Linked DNA regions of Homo sapiens: all the other regions are linked to region 1. Evidence: chromatin contacts called from ENCODE Hi-C or POLR2A ChIA-PET data. All regions are on one chromosome and are shown on one strand. The core of a region is the stretch at or near the end of the contact, and the rest is flanking DNA. Distances in the headings are between cores, read along the strand shown.

Evidence for each region. A loop is a pair of places that touch in the nucleus more often than their neighbours do. ChIA-PET counts read pairs that join two places held with the same protein, here RNA polymerase II (POLR2A). Pooled maps may share reads with other maps.
Region 2: a map of naive thymus-derived CD4-positive, alpha-beta T cell shows a loop between it and region 1 (7-fold over the local background). The contact joins the promoter of DCP2 here to the promoter of COMMD10 in region 1. A Hi-C loop is called at or near these places in 2 of 168 maps with a recorded cell type or tissue (CD4-positive, alpha-beta T cell and naive thymus-derived CD4-positive, alpha-beta T cell) and 9 of 50 pooled maps.
Region 3: a loop to region 1 is called in a map of heart right ventricle, with 16 times the contacts of the local background. The contact joins the promoter of HSD17B4 here to the promoter of COMMD10 in region 1. A Hi-C loop is called at or near these places in 3 of 168 maps with a recorded cell type or tissue (CD4-positive, alpha-beta T cell, CD8-positive, alpha-beta T cell and heart right ventricle) and 6 of 50 pooled maps.
Region 4: a loop to region 1 is called in a pooled map, with 2.7 times the contacts of the local background. The contact joins the enhancer-like site here to the promoter of COMMD10 in region 1. A Hi-C loop is called at or near these places in 1 of 168 maps with a recorded cell type or tissue (A673) and 5 of 50 pooled maps. POLR2A ChIA-PET finds 5 or more read pairs at or near these places in 1 of 52 experiments (activated CD4-positive, alpha-beta T cell).
Region 5: a loop to region 1 is called in a pooled map, with 10 times the contacts of the local background. The contact joins the promoter of SRP19 here to the promoter of COMMD10 in region 1. A Hi-C loop is called at or near these places in 6 of 50 pooled maps.

Annotation. Positions count from the first base shown.
Region 1 is chr5:116,083,700-116,086,604 of GRCh38, reverse strand. COMMD10 (COMM domain containing 10) reads right to left here and starts at 1,580. Exons shown (of 7, transcript NM_016144.4): 1 at 1,512-1,580. The coding sequence starts at 1,552. RefSeq lists enhancers at 1,039-1,333, 1,627-1,786.
Region 2 is chr5:112,975,466-112,978,251 of GRCh38, reverse strand. It overlaps DCP2 (decapping mRNA 2), which reads right to left and starts at 1,454. Exons shown (of 11, transcript NM_152624.6): 1 at 1,266-1,454. The coding sequence starts at 1,318. RefSeq lists enhancers at 1,004-1,113, 1,224-1,273, 1,284-1,373, 1,444-1,493, 1,029-1,788 and 2 more.
Region 3 is chr5:119,451,236-119,453,935 of GRCh38, reverse strand. HSD17B4 (hydroxysteroid 17-beta dehydrogenase 4) reads right to left here and starts at 1,439. Exons shown (of 24, transcript NM_000414.4): 1 at 1,303-1,439. The coding sequence starts at 1,360. RefSeq lists an enhancer at 1,289-1,338.
Region 4 is chr5:119,273,246-119,275,945 of GRCh38, reverse strand. It overlaps a transcript of TNFAIP8 not described here. Among named protein-coding and RNA genes, the nearest start is that of TNFAIP8, 81 kb to the left of the region's middle. RefSeq lists enhancers at 1,115-1,164, 1,587-2,086, 2,161-2,210, 2,331-2,420. Within about 2 kb of position 1,450, at least 22 of the 41 ENCODE cell types and tissues checked have a DNase peak (open chromatin) inside an H3K27ac peak, as active enhancers do.
Region 5 is chr5:112,859,895-112,862,594 of GRCh38, reverse strand. SRP19 (signal recognition particle 19) reads right to left here and starts at 1,308. Exons shown (of 5, transcript NM_003135.3): 1 at 1,178-1,308; 2 at 12-87. The coding sequence starts at 1,218. RefSeq lists enhancers at 1,011-1,310, 1,411-1,490, 1,249-1,543.

The DNA.
Region 1 (2,905 bases), core at 331-2,830:
TGCCTGTAATCCCAGCTACTCAGGAGGCTCAGGGAGGAGAATCGCTTGAACACAGGAGGCGGAGGCTGCAGTGAGCCGAGATGGCGCCATTGCACTCCAGCCTGCGCAACAAGAGGGAAACGCCCTCTCAGGGAAAAAAAAGAGAGAGAGATTAGCCCGCCTCAGCCTCCCAAAGTGCTGGAATTACAGGCATGAGCCACAGCACCTTTCCTGTAATAATCAACTTTAAATGATGTGATGAGAACAATTCTATACTGCACCATATTGGATACAGTTTACTGATGTAGCGGTGTTCCCCAAGACACTGGTATGAGGAAAGAAACTGGCGATCAGAACCAAAGTGAGGCAGGAAAATAGGGTCAGGAGGCTGGGAACATAAAGCTGATTCCCACTTCAGCTATGACAAGAAATGTCCTCTCCATATGGCATAGGCGGAGAAAATGACTTTGTAACTTTACTTCATCCTCTTCATTTACATAGGGAGTACACCAAGTAACCAATGGAATCCTCTAGAGGGTATTTAAATTCCCAAAAATTCTGTAGGGGCCCTTCAGCCCCTATGCTCAAGCAGCTCCCACACTGTGGAGGGTAGTTTCATTTTCAATAAATGTCTTCTTCATTCTTTCCTCGCTTTCTTTGTGCGTCTTCTCCAGTTCTTTGTTCAAGACGCCAAGAACCTGGACACCCTCCACTGGTAACAAAAGGAATCCAGAAAGAAGGAAAAACTTTAAAATAACTCTTTTCTTCTGAAAGATTTCTACCCAATCCAAGCACAAAGAAATTACTTCCGAACACTATTTTGCCTATATACTTCAGTACTTTTTCTGTATCCACACGCTACCTGCACTATTGCTTATTTTTTCACAAATTGAGTCTTTTTTTACTTAAATAATGTTAAAGGGGAGCTTTATATCACTACCATGGACAACCAACTTTATCTACCATAAGTAGAAATTAACTAAAAATCTGTTTAAAATGCAAATAAAAGCAAATGCTACCAAAGCCAGGCTAGATTCTTCTACCAACCAAAAATTCGGTCCCCTATTCGATACTGATTTAAAAGGGGTATTAACACATGTTGGCTATTAAAGACCCTCCAGCAGCAGCGTGAGCCTTTCCCACCAGAGTGTCTGAACCGGAACTGAAATCGGAAACGGAATACCGTTCCACGTGATTCGGCAGCACTGAAGGCAGCACCCGGGAACTTCTGATACCAAACTCCGCGAACAGTGACGCAGACCCCACGCTTGCAGACCACACGCTTCCGTACAGACCTCAGCTGCCAGGCGCACTGTGAGCCCCACAGGTGGACCACCGTGACTGTAGAGGCGCTACACGGCCCCACGCACTCCGCAGACGCAGCGTCGCAACCTCGGCAGCCCACCCCACCCCACCCCACTCAACCGGGCCCGCCGCGGCGCCCAGGCGGCAGGCAGCAAGGACAGCCTTGTGCGAGCCCGATCTGGGCCTTCCTGGGCGCGGCTACCGCAAGAGCTTAACGGATCAGCTACCTGGGGCTCTCCCGTAGGATCAGCGCCGCGGGGACCGCCATCTTCGGCTTTCTCGCACTGCCGCCGTCTGTTAGCTGCGCCGAACCCAGCCAATGGCGGCCGCGGCGGACGGAAAGCCGGAAGGCCCAAGCCGCGCAGGGGCCGTTTTAGGGCTCCGGGTCTCCTGCGACCCGGGCGCCGGGAGACTTGTCCCGCAGTCCTGGAGGGCGGAGAGGGCAGCCCAGTTGCCCTCCCGACACTCCAATCGTGTTGGAGTTAAGTCTGTGCATATATATGTCTTTATATTTATATATTATATATGTATGTACATACCTGGATAGGGGTGTGTGTCTGTATTTAATAGGGCAGGTTTAAGCAAGTCTATGTACAGACCTGTATAGATATATGTGTGTATGTTCGTGCATAAATATATACATTATTATTTTTAATAGGGCAGGTTTAAGCAAGCCCGTGTATACATACTTGGATAAATGGTGTGTGCGTGTGTATATTTTTTTAATAGGGCGGGTTTAAGTGAGCCTGTGTGTACATACTTGGATAGGTGATTTGTGAGTATTTTTTTTTCCAGCGTTTGGGCTACAGAGAGGCAGGCATTTGAGCGAGCTCCCCCGAGCCTGCCCAGGAAGCGGCGCATCACCCCTCAGGAGAGGTGGTGCCTCCAGTTCCACCCTAAGCACTGTGCCGTCAACCCCTCCTGTATCTGCATCTGCAGGGCTTGTAGTATGTACGTTCAATTCCTTCAGCAACGTTCAATGAATGAGTGCCTACTGTGTACCAAGCACTGTTCTAGGCACTGGAGATACAAAAGGCCAAAATTCCTGCCCTCAGGGTTTGCCGGCAGTCTAAATGGACAAGTATTTGTTGCACCCTTCTTTAGAGTCTGACAGTGCAGAGTAGGGGAGATGAATCGCTGCAGTGAGTGATGTCAAAGACCTCACCCAAGACTAGGGAGACACCATGTTTGCATAAATACCTTGGTCTGCCTTTGAGAAAAACATGGAGTGAGTTAAAGGAATTCAGATGTGGGAGCAGTGAAAGGCATCCGAGGTAAGATCAGGAAAAGCTCCCTAGGGCAGGTGGCAAATGCGGTGGGTCTGCAGAGATGTGGAGGGTGAGGCTGTGTGTTTCAGGTCAGTAGAGTAGAAGGGCGGTTTGACGTTTGAAGAACAGGAATTTAGACTAGAAAAAGCCTTTAATGACTGGTTGTGGCATGTGCACTTAATCTGGTGAGAAATGGGTAAGCATTAAATGTTTTTTCTATCCATTAAATGTTTTGAACCAAAGAAATTTTGCAGTGGGAGTTGGATTTTTGAAGGTTGCTGTCAGCAGAATGATGATTGAAATGGAAAGAGGTAAGCAGGAGAGCTACCTGGAAACTACTGCAATAATCTATA
Region 2 (2,786 bases), core at 205-2,704, 3.1 Mb after region 1:
TGTAATCCCAGCACTTTGGGAGGCCGAGGCGGGTGGATCACGAGGTCAGAAGTTCGAGACCAGCACGGCCAAGATGGTGAAATCCCGTCTCTACTAAAAATACAAAAATTAGCCGGGTGTGGTGGCGGGTGCCTGTAATCCCAGCTGCTAGGGAGGCTGAGGCAGAGACTCGTTTGAATCCGGAAGGCAGAGGTTGCAGTGAGCCAAGACCGCACCACTGCACACCAGCCTGGGCAAAAGAAAGAGGCTCCGTCTCAAAAAATAAAAACAAAAAAACAAACAAACAAAAAAAACCCCAAAAAACTCCACAAACACCAGTTCTTTACTTTCCATTAAAAAAAACTGCATGAAGGAGATACAACTACTAAAAGCCTGCCTTTTAAAACATAAACACAGTAACTGTGAACGAAAAGGTGTTATCACTTGTAATCACAATCCACACACACTTGGCGACAACTCCGGGTATCACTGCACTCCAAATTTTACCTTCGGAAAATAAGCATTTTTAAGTATCCTACACGTGTTTGGCTATCTGAAATCAGAGTTGACAAGGGGGAAGAATGCAGAAAATTTCTCATCTGAAGTATACACCCTGAGTTAAAACCCCGCGGTTGAGAATTTCCTTTAAAATAGGATTATTAAGGATAAAAAGAAAAGCAGCGCTACACTTTTTCCCTCTCTCCCCCAAAGACAAGTCCAGGGATGAGAAAAAAAAAGTAATTCCTTACAGGAATTTACAGAGAACGCCACGGACAAATAACACGCAGGCGTCAGAATAAGTCCGAAAATTTGCTCCTTGCGCAGGTCCGCGTACCTGGGATCCTAAGCCTTAAATTACTACCCTGGGGGTCTTCCTTCAGAATCGGGGAATGAGACACAGGGAGGAGGGGGTGCACGGCGTGGAAAAGTCACAGAGGCAGAAAAAACAATGGGAGAGGGAGGCGGCGGCGGCGGCAAAACGCTAAGACCCAGGCTCCGGCGAAGCGGCTACGCCTGCGGGAAAGCAAAATAGTTGAGTAACTTAAAAAATGAGGAAATTCCGGGTGTTCTGCGGGGAAGGACGGAGGGCCTTGAGAAACAGGGAGGCTGCGGCGGAAAGAGGGGCGGTGTCGTCGGAGAGCAGGGTCGACGATGGAAAGCGAGCAGCGGCGGGAGCGGAAAGCGAGGACATGGACGTGGGCGGGGAAGAAGACCCAGAGGCCTCTGGGGGTCCGCGAAACTGAGAAAACCCGACGGGGGCGAAAGGGGGTCGGGTAGCGCGGTACCTGCAGAGATCGTCCAGGACGCTGCCGGGAATCTCCACCCGTTTGGTCTCCATGATGAGGACCCACAGCAGGAACAGTGCATCCCGGCTCCGCGCGGCCGGGGACTGACGGTACGGCACTAGGACTCCGGCTCGCCGGAGAGCTGGCAGCCGAGGAAGCCGCGGCAGAGACGACTCCAACGGAGACGAGAAGGGGAAGGGGCGGGACCCGCTCACTTCCGTCCCGCTCCCTCAGCCTTGGACCCCAAGACTGGGCCAAGGCTCGGGGCGGAGCCCCCGGAGTCACGCCCCTGCTCGCTTGAAAGGCCCAATGGGAAGCTGAAGAATTGGGACTCTAAGCACTCTAAGCCAATGAGACGTTTGTTTATTGGTCTGCTACTTCCAATCCGTCTTCAAGCTGCTCAGTTGCTACTCAGAAAACCAACTTCCCGCCGCCTTTGAGGTGGCTACACGCATGCGCACCATGCCTCCTGCGCGCTTCTGGGAAGTTCAGAGGGGTCGGGGCTTAGGTGTAGACCCCGGACACATATCCGGGACTTTGGCATGTTGTGCAGGACCTCGCGGTGACTGAGCTCTTTCCTCTGCAGGGCCGACCCTGAGAATCCGTACAACACAAGAGTATGCTCGCGATTCCTGTCACCAAGTATCTTGCACTTATCGCAGCCCCCACCAACTCCAGGCCAAGAGCTGTGCCTCTTTCACTACAAACCCTTGGAGAGGGTATCCATTTTGGAGGTGGCTCTCCTCTGTGCTTCCTTAGGCACCTGGTTCCAAACATGAAGACAAGGACTTTATCTCAGTATCTGGCACCTAGCAAAATCTTAGAAAATACTGATTTAAGCTGAACTCTGATCTGTATTCCACCCTCTGCACAAAGCAATCCCCACCTGCTCGTCCTTATTCATTCCTCGTCTTGCTTAATGGAGACCAATCCATTTGGGATCTTTGGAGAAACTAGATCCATCTGTTCTTTTTCCTCTTACATCAGACCCACAGGCCCACACACACCTGCTCCGTCACAAGTTTAGTCTGTTCTACCATTTAATCTCCCATCTTTTGTCTAAATTTGTCACATGCCACTGTGTACTTCAGTTTTGCATCATTTCTCCATACTACAGTGAGAGCTGCCTAACCACTGACTCTGCCTCCATTCTTGGCCTGTGCAACTGCCTACATTTTGTTTTGTTTTACTCAGATAGGAACAAGTTATCTTTTCAGTTTCTGCTGTATGATCAAGCCCAAGTTCCTTTGGCATAAGAGGCCCGTCACCATCTATTTTGCTCCCGTTTTCCATCTTTTTTTTCCCCTCTTTCTTGGAGAATTCCTCAAATTTATCTTCCTGACAACTACAGAGTTTTTACTTATTTAGAGTTCTGTTTTGTTCTTCAAATGCCCCTTTCTTGTGGTGTCACATTCTTGCTTTGTATATTTTATTTTATCCTTCTGAGGATATTAATAATAGATTTTGACGTTTTCTTCTCCCTGAGTAGTCTTATTCCTCTCAGCTGCTTTTTGCTATTAT
Region 3 (2,700 bases), core at 190-2,689, 3.4 Mb before region 1:
GAATGTAATCCCTGGACCTCCTGCATGAAAATTATCCAAGAGCTGTCAAAAAAGATTTAAAACACCAAGCGTTGTAAAATACATTATTTACAATAAAAGCAAAGTGTAAACAAAATGTTTTCCTAAAAACATTTAGAAGGTATGACTACACCCAAATACATGCCCATGCAGAGATAACCAGACAGCTATGGGTATAAAATACTTGGCTATTCATCAACACTGAAAGCATTTTCTGAAAGGCAGCATAAGAAGCCACTTTATCAATACAGATATGAAAGTACATAGGAATTAATTGACAGAATTCCAGTTTGTAACGTTTAATATATAACTCAAATAATTCATGCATTAGGGCCTTTCCAGGTATAAGGTACTACCAGTGGAGAATCAAAGGTGCATAATGTCAAGATCCCTGCACTTGGAGGTTACAGAGGTCACCCACTGGTGAGAAACTAATGTAAAATCTCACTGCACAGCATCTATGTTGGTATGAATGGTTTGTTTTAATTTTTTGTACTTTAAAAAATGGGGCTATTTCACATAACAATTTTCCATTTTGCCGCTCCTGAAATACAGGCAACTTTCCCACTGGCCGGTCCACTTCGGAATTCTCTGCTCTCCAGTTCCTCAGATGTGCCCATCCTACTCCCATTTTCTTTCTCCATCATACGCCTGACCCCTGTGCGCATTTGAGCTTACAACCTCTGCCAAGACTCCAGTGGATTTCGAGAACAGATTGTGACTTGCTAAGCATACAAACTCCAACGGGGAAGGGCTCTTATCAGACGCCCTCTTTAAAGAAGGTCCTCTCACGAACTTAAAATCTTACGACAGAGGGAAACAAACACTGAACGACCGAATGACTTTTCAGGAGCTGACATCTCTGCGCTTCAGGGGGCGAATTCCAGCCCCCGCCCCTCGCGGCTTTTCAGTCCTTTAAAAGACTAGGCAAAGATCTAAGAGAGTTAATTGCAGGAAGAGTAACAATCGATGCCCACAGATAAGGGTCAGGGAGAACTTTCACCCAGTTTTGCAATCAGCAGCCCAGCCTGGCCTCTCCTCTCAGGCAGGACCTTGGGAAGCCCACACCGGGGTGCTGGGGAGAAGCGGGCTGTACCTGCTTGAGAGACCAGGTGTTTCCGGCTCTTTCCTCCTCAAGAGATGCGGTGCCTCAAGAATAACCATTCCCCTCCCCACCACCTCAGCGGGGTGACCTCAGCTGCGGCTGCGCGCGTATGCCGGCCCGAAAAGAGCAGCCAGCTGCGCCTCAGCAAGGGGCGCGGCCTCCAACCTTCGCATGCTCACCTGCCCCCGCGCCGGTGACCAGTACCACCCGCCCGTCGAACCTCAGCGGTGAGCCCATGAATAAGGCCTGCAACGACACACACACGAACAAGCAGAGCCGCTGGACGCCGACTGCGGGACAGGAGGAGGCGGGGAATGGCGGGGGCGGGACGAGGGTCAGTGACTTGCCGATTTCTGGTAGGAAGATGAGCGCAGAGCGCGCGGCTCCCTTGGAATCCTGGGAAATGTAGTTAAGAGTGACTCCACTCGCTGGAAGACTTGCCTTCCAGGGGCCATTTCTGCGGCTGGAAGCAATGGGAGCTGCTAGGACTTGTGTAGAAGAATAGTTAACTCGACACCTTGCGTTCATCTATTCACCTGTCGTTTCATCATTCACTCAATAAACGTTTTCTGGGTTTAGTTGCTGACCTAGAGAAACAGCATGCGGCCCCTATCCTTGAGGGGCTTCCAGAGATAGCCCCTGGGAAGGAAAGTCCCCCTTAGGGATGGTAAAGATTTGTCAGTGTAATAATCCCTGCACTTCTACATGCAAACATCAGGGGACTGTCAAAATGCAGAGTCCTGGACCCCCACTGCTTACCTCCCAAAATAGAATCTCAAGGGGCAAAAACATTTTGACAAGTGTTCCTAAATGATCTTGCGTTTGTATGTTGAGAACAGTCATAGTTCAATCAACATTTACTGAGCATCTCCTGAGTTTTGATAGGATCCTCAAGCTACTCAGAGTCAGATGGTAAACTTTCAATAACGGTGCAGCCTAGACTTGTGACCAATGTGTGTAAGTGAGCTAATGGTGTCAAAATAAACAGACCCTATCCCCGCTGGGGAGAAAGAGGAAAAACTTTCTGAAGGAGGACCAGGACCTAAAGTGGCGACCCCTGCAAAGAAAGAAGGGCATTACAGGCAGCACAAACACTAGCTAGGTTTGGGGAGAAAGAGGGTAAAGCCACAAAAGCAAAGCCAGCAAGATCATGTTTAGATGTTTGAATTTTGTGCTGAAAACGGTTTTAAGTAGGATTACTCCAGAGAGTGGTGGGAACACATTTACACTATGGAAAGATCACTTTGCCCATTATGGAGGATTGATTGGATGTTGCGGGAAGTCATGGACCCCAAACAGAGGGACCTGCTAGAGCCGCAGCAGAGGAACATAAATTGTGAAGATTTCACGGACATTTATCAGTTCCCAAATAATACTTTTATAATTTCTTATGCCTGTCTTTACTTTAATCTCTTAATCCTGTTATCTTCGTAAGCTGAAGGTGTACGTCACCTCAGGACCACTGTGATAATTGTGTTAACTGTACAAATTGATTGTAAAACATGTGTGTTTGAACAATATGAAATCAGTGCACCTTGAAAAAGAACAGAATAACAGCAATTTTTAGGGAACAAGGG
Region 4 (2,700 bases), core at 201-2,700, 3.2 Mb before region 1:
AACTCCAGGGCAGCAAACCTGGGGGATGGCTGACTACAGAGGAAGGCAGAGGCCAGACCTGAATTAGTCAGTTTCATAACCTGTTATTCTCTGTTCAAATATTTAAATCTAGAGGGGAAAAAAAAAGCTGTCAATCTACTAAAATTAATACTATGTTATGATCAGTAGCAAACCTTTATTATTCTAATTTCCATGGCCCCTATTAGAATGATAAATTAAAAACTGACTAAAATTCAGAAAAAGGGAAGTCTCAAGTACTGGCAAAACCCAAAATGCAAAAGAAGCAGGAGGAAGTTACAGAACATGGCTTCAAAGAAAAAAATGGTCTGTTTTTCATTTTCTCATTTTCTACCATTACAAAATGAGAGGGACACTCTGAGAACAGAATAGATTCCTGGAGGTACCAGGACCTCAGGACAGGAAACAGGCCTGGGTTAGGGGAAACGGTCCGCTTGGCAACTCCGAGTCCTGAGTTGGGCCCGTGCTCTTCCAAACATGCGCCGCTGTTGAAATAAGGATGCCCATCCCAGTTCAGTATCTACAAACCACCTGAGTTATCCTTAAGTCAGCTGGCATACTGGATTTATGATGTCAGCATTGTTGGTGACTCAAGTCTAGATTTTCAACTAATGAACACTGGGCAGACTCTCCAATGTCTCTGTTTCATGGCCTTCAATTTCTGGATCTATTTGTGGGACACCACTAATTGTTTTGGTTGTTATTTTTTGTTCTTGACCTGGTTGCTTGTTAATATTTTTCCACCCAGTGAAGACCTATAAAAACAACTTTGTTATTTCTTAAGATGGGTACATAGGTGTTCATTTTATATGTTGTGTTTATTTTATATGTTGTGTTCATTTTAATCTTCTTTAAACTTTAAAGCCACTCTGTACTTTCAAGAGCTCTTTCCACTGCCAAAAAAAAAAAAAAAATTAAAAAAAAATCCCTACAGCTAGCTGCTGCCTGAATAAGCTTCTTTCTAGAACAAGACAGGAAAATGAGTCACATAAGTCTCCCAGGCTAGGGGTTCTCAATTTGCATCAAGCTTCACTGGTGATTCTGACTTAACAGTCAGGTTCACAGGAATAGTCCCAGATGAGCCCTAAAATACAGCACATTGGATAAGTTCAAAGTTTCATTTGGTGTATCACTTTTGTAGCTGCCCAGATAATGATGTTCTCAAACTACCCTACCTGGGCAGAGCTTCCCTGCCAGGGAGGTGATAAGCACCACAGGTACACAGGGCAGGGAATCCTTGCTTCCTCAGGAGGCTCCCTATTTACACAGGGTCTCTTACCTTGAAAAGTAATAGCAGCCTGTTCCTTCAGGCACTATCAGTCATTCCAGGTCATAAAAGCAAAGGAGCAAAGTGGCTACGTGTGTGCAAACAGAGGTCATCACCGGATGTTGGGAAGGCCTGAGTTCACTCACCTCTTCCAGGTATACCTCATGAGTCACTAGCAGCCTAATTCTGCCTCAAGGCAAAAGGAATTCCATCACTAAGTGAGGACTGCTCTGCCCTTCAAGTGTAGCAAAACAGTATTTAACCAAACACCTGCCATTTTCCAGAAAACAATCTCAACCCTTTAAAGAGTGAAGAAGGAAAAATAAAAGAGTAGTTTCCTGACCACAGAATGATGGAATGAGGTACTGGACTTACTTCCCAAAGATTTACGTGACCAAAGTTTGTTCTGAAACTTGCACTGTTGCCAACACTGTCCATGCATTTTTTTCTCAGAAGACTGGCATTTTTTTTCGTGTCTGCATGTGTGTGAGGGTCTGAACACAGTCAGAAGAGAGCTCAGGACAGGAAAGACGAGTGTAGTTAGGTCTACATAGCACACACCACAATCTCTGTCTCCCCTATTTTTGTTGACAGCCATGTTGTAAAACCAAACAAACAAACAAACAAAAAACCTCATTTTGTTAAACAAATGATAAATAAGAGTAATAAATAAGAGTTAGGAATGAGGAAGGCTTGAGCTAAATGAATTTGGGTTGAAGGAGTAAGAGCCAGGCTTAGAGAGGGTATTGACAGAGTGAGCTGTTGCTTACTTTTTGGCTCCTTTAAAATATCCAAGAGTCTACTGTGTGCCTTGCTGAGTACTGTGTTCCCAAAAGACCTTGCCCCGGTGCCTAATCCTGCAGATGCGGTCCCTGCCCTGGGCCTCCCGGACCTCACGCAACTTCCCCTGAAGACATGCCAGCCCGATTCCCTTTGCAACACCAAGGGCAGCTGTCTGTCTTAAATAATCTGGTTTCATTCACTACCTGTTTTAAACATGGGAGTTGTGAAAGGCCAACCCACTGCTCACAATTTAACTGTAATAGGTCTTTTGAAAGCTTCCCTCATGCAGAGAAGCTTAATGGGTACTATGGCTCGTCTTCGTTCTCAGGCACATAAAACTCGAATGCCCTGCTCTGGCTCACTTATCTTTGGCAGCAGCGGTGACATTTCCCTTATATAATCATGTGACCCTGCAGCTAGCAATCACTGAAGTTGTGCTACATTCACCCCATTCTCTGGGCTCCTCTGGCATTGTTAAAGGAAAAAAGAATTCATGCTAAAATCACATATGACACAAGTTACTACTTTCCCTCTCTACTCCACTGTGGCTCAGTACTAACACTTACTGGAATGAGACCTATTTGGCCAATCTAACTAAGTCCTCCACTTAATGGGTGCCTTCTGCACACTGA
Region 5 (2,700 bases), core at 59-2,558, 3.2 Mb after region 1:
ATCTTGCTTACCTTACTTATGGGGATTCGCCTTCCCTCTGCGATGGTCTTCTTATTATTTAAATAAGCAGGATAGATACAAATAAACCTGCCATAGACAATAGCATAAGTGGTATCACTAGAGCAGTAAGAGGCAGGAGAAAAGGGTCGGGTGGCAGGGAACCAAAGGCCAATTCATGCTGCCTAGATATCAGATGGGTACTCCCTTTTCAACCCCTCCTTTTTCTGCGTGGCAGTTGAAAAATCAAAGTACCTCGGAGTGGTCCCCTCGAGCAACTAATCAGACTGGCCGCGGGCCTACTCCTCTTTCTGATTGATCCCCCTCCCTCAACCAATCAGACTGGCACAGGTCAATGGGAAACGTCTAGAGGGTATTTAAACCCTAGAAAATTCTGTAACCAACAGCTCTTGGGTAGCTTGCTGGAGCCGGCTCCCACCCTGTGGAGTGTACTTTTGTTTAAAATAAATCTGCTTTCGCTGCCTTGCTTTGTGTGTTTTGTTCAATTCCTTATTCAAAACGCCAAGAACCTGGACAACTACACTCAACAGATAACAAGTATTTTCAAAAATACATTCTTTCGGTCCGTGGTAGTCGTCATCATTGCTGGTACACCTATGCTATTATTTGCTTAATGTTATTTCTTTAAATTACCTCACTTTAACTTATTTAAAAATAAACTTTATCCACTACCTTGGATGGAAAAAAACCACAGGAATAGAAACAAAACGACTTGGGTAACTGTTACATTAGACAGAGCAGCCCGTCAAAAGTTCCTGAGAATGGGCCCGCCCTCTTATATAAAGTGTCCGAGGTATTAAAAACCTTAAAATTTCACAAATGAGCCTTTCTGAACGCAACAATACTTAAAAAGAACACATTTCTCACACTGTGATTATATTACTTGATATCATGTCCACGTAGCACCCAAAATCCTTGTCTCGCGTACAGATAAACACTAGGCTACCTATGGTCGGAATTTCAGGAGCCCTGAGAAGAGCCTGGTGGCTGCTGCAGGATTCAGAAAAACGAGCTGCCAGGGAGAGGCGCGGGGCCCGTACAGAGCGAGTTGGATCAGCTAGGCCATTCTGGAGGCCGCGGAGCGGAGAAGCGCGGTGTAGCACCTGCAGCACCACAGCAAGCCCCTTCCTTTCGGAGGACCCACCGCCTCAGAACCCACCTGTCCTGGTCGGCCGGGGACCGCGCGGCAGCGCAAGCCATCTTCACAAGAGTCTCAACAACCCAGGAGCCGCAGGGAGAAACCCGGCAGAAACCCGGGAGGAACCCGGCTCTGAGTTTCCGAGACAGCCCGCTTTTCCGCCGGAAGTCCTGCCCAAGAAATGGTTCCGCGTCCGCGATTTCTCATCGCCTGTTTGTTCCGGCACCTGTCGCTCGGCGCCAGGATCTCTAGTCTCTGACGTGGCATGAAGACTTCCCTTCTCGCGAGAGAATCATGAAAGCTTCTCATTCCTTTCCCAAGCCGGGAAGACCATGTGGGGCGCATGCACCGCCACTAAAAAGGGTTTAACTTCGACCCTCCCTCGTTTCCAGTTTCTCAGCGAGTATGGGTGGTACTAGCTACTCTCTGTTAAGGGGCGAAGACTGTGCCACGAGGGGAATCTGTGTGGTTCAGGATGCAAATATATGTTAGACAGGGAAGGAAATACTCCTTACGTTTAATTTTTCTCCGTTCCTGGGCTCTAGAGCTTGCTTTCAGTTTGGCAAAATGGATTTTTGTAGTGGTAGAACTAGCAAAGTTATAGACGTTGTGTTTCAGTGTGCTCTGCGTTAGAAACTTAGCTATTCACCTTTTAGGCCGGGTGCGGTGGCTCACGCCTGTATCCCAGCACTTTGGGAGACTGAGGCAGGTGGATCATGAGGTCAGGAGTTGGAGAGCAGCCTGGCCAACATGCTGAAACCCCGTCTGTACTAAAAATACAAAAATTAGCCGAGTGTGGTGGCACACGCCTGTAATCCCAGCTACTCGGAGGCTGAGACAGGAGAATCACTTGAACCCAGGAGGTGGAGGTTGCAGTGAGCTGAGATCACACCACTGCACTCCAGCCTGCGTAACAGAGCAAGACTCCGTCTAGGAAAAACGAAACAAAACTATTCACCTTTTAAAACTTCTGAAGGATACCATGTGCCATCACTACAGGCATACTTCATTATTGCACTTCACTTGCTGCTGCGAGTAGATACTGCCTTTTTACAAATGGAAGGTTTTTGGCAAATCCGCCTGAAAGAAGTTGCTTGGTGCCATTTTTCCAGCAGCGTATACTTTGTGTCACATTTGGTAATTTTTGCAATATTTCAAACCTTTTCATTATTTCTGTTATGGTGATCGGTGATCAGTGATGTTTGCTGTTACTATTGTAATAGTTTTAAGGCCGGGTGCGGTGGCTCACGCCTGTAATCCCAGCACTTTGGGAGGCCGAGGCAGGTGGATCACGAGGTCAGGAGATAGACACCATCTTGGCCAACATGGTGAAACCCCATCTCTACTAAAATATAAAAAATAAGCCAGGCATGGTGGCACAGGCCTTTAGTCCCAGCTACTCGGGAGGCAGGGGAATCTCTTGAACCCAGGAGGTGGAGGTTGCAGTGAGCCAAGATCACACCACTGCACTCCAGCCTGGCGACAGTGCAAGACTCCGTCTCAAATAATAATAATGTTTTGGGGCACCATGAACCATGCCCAGA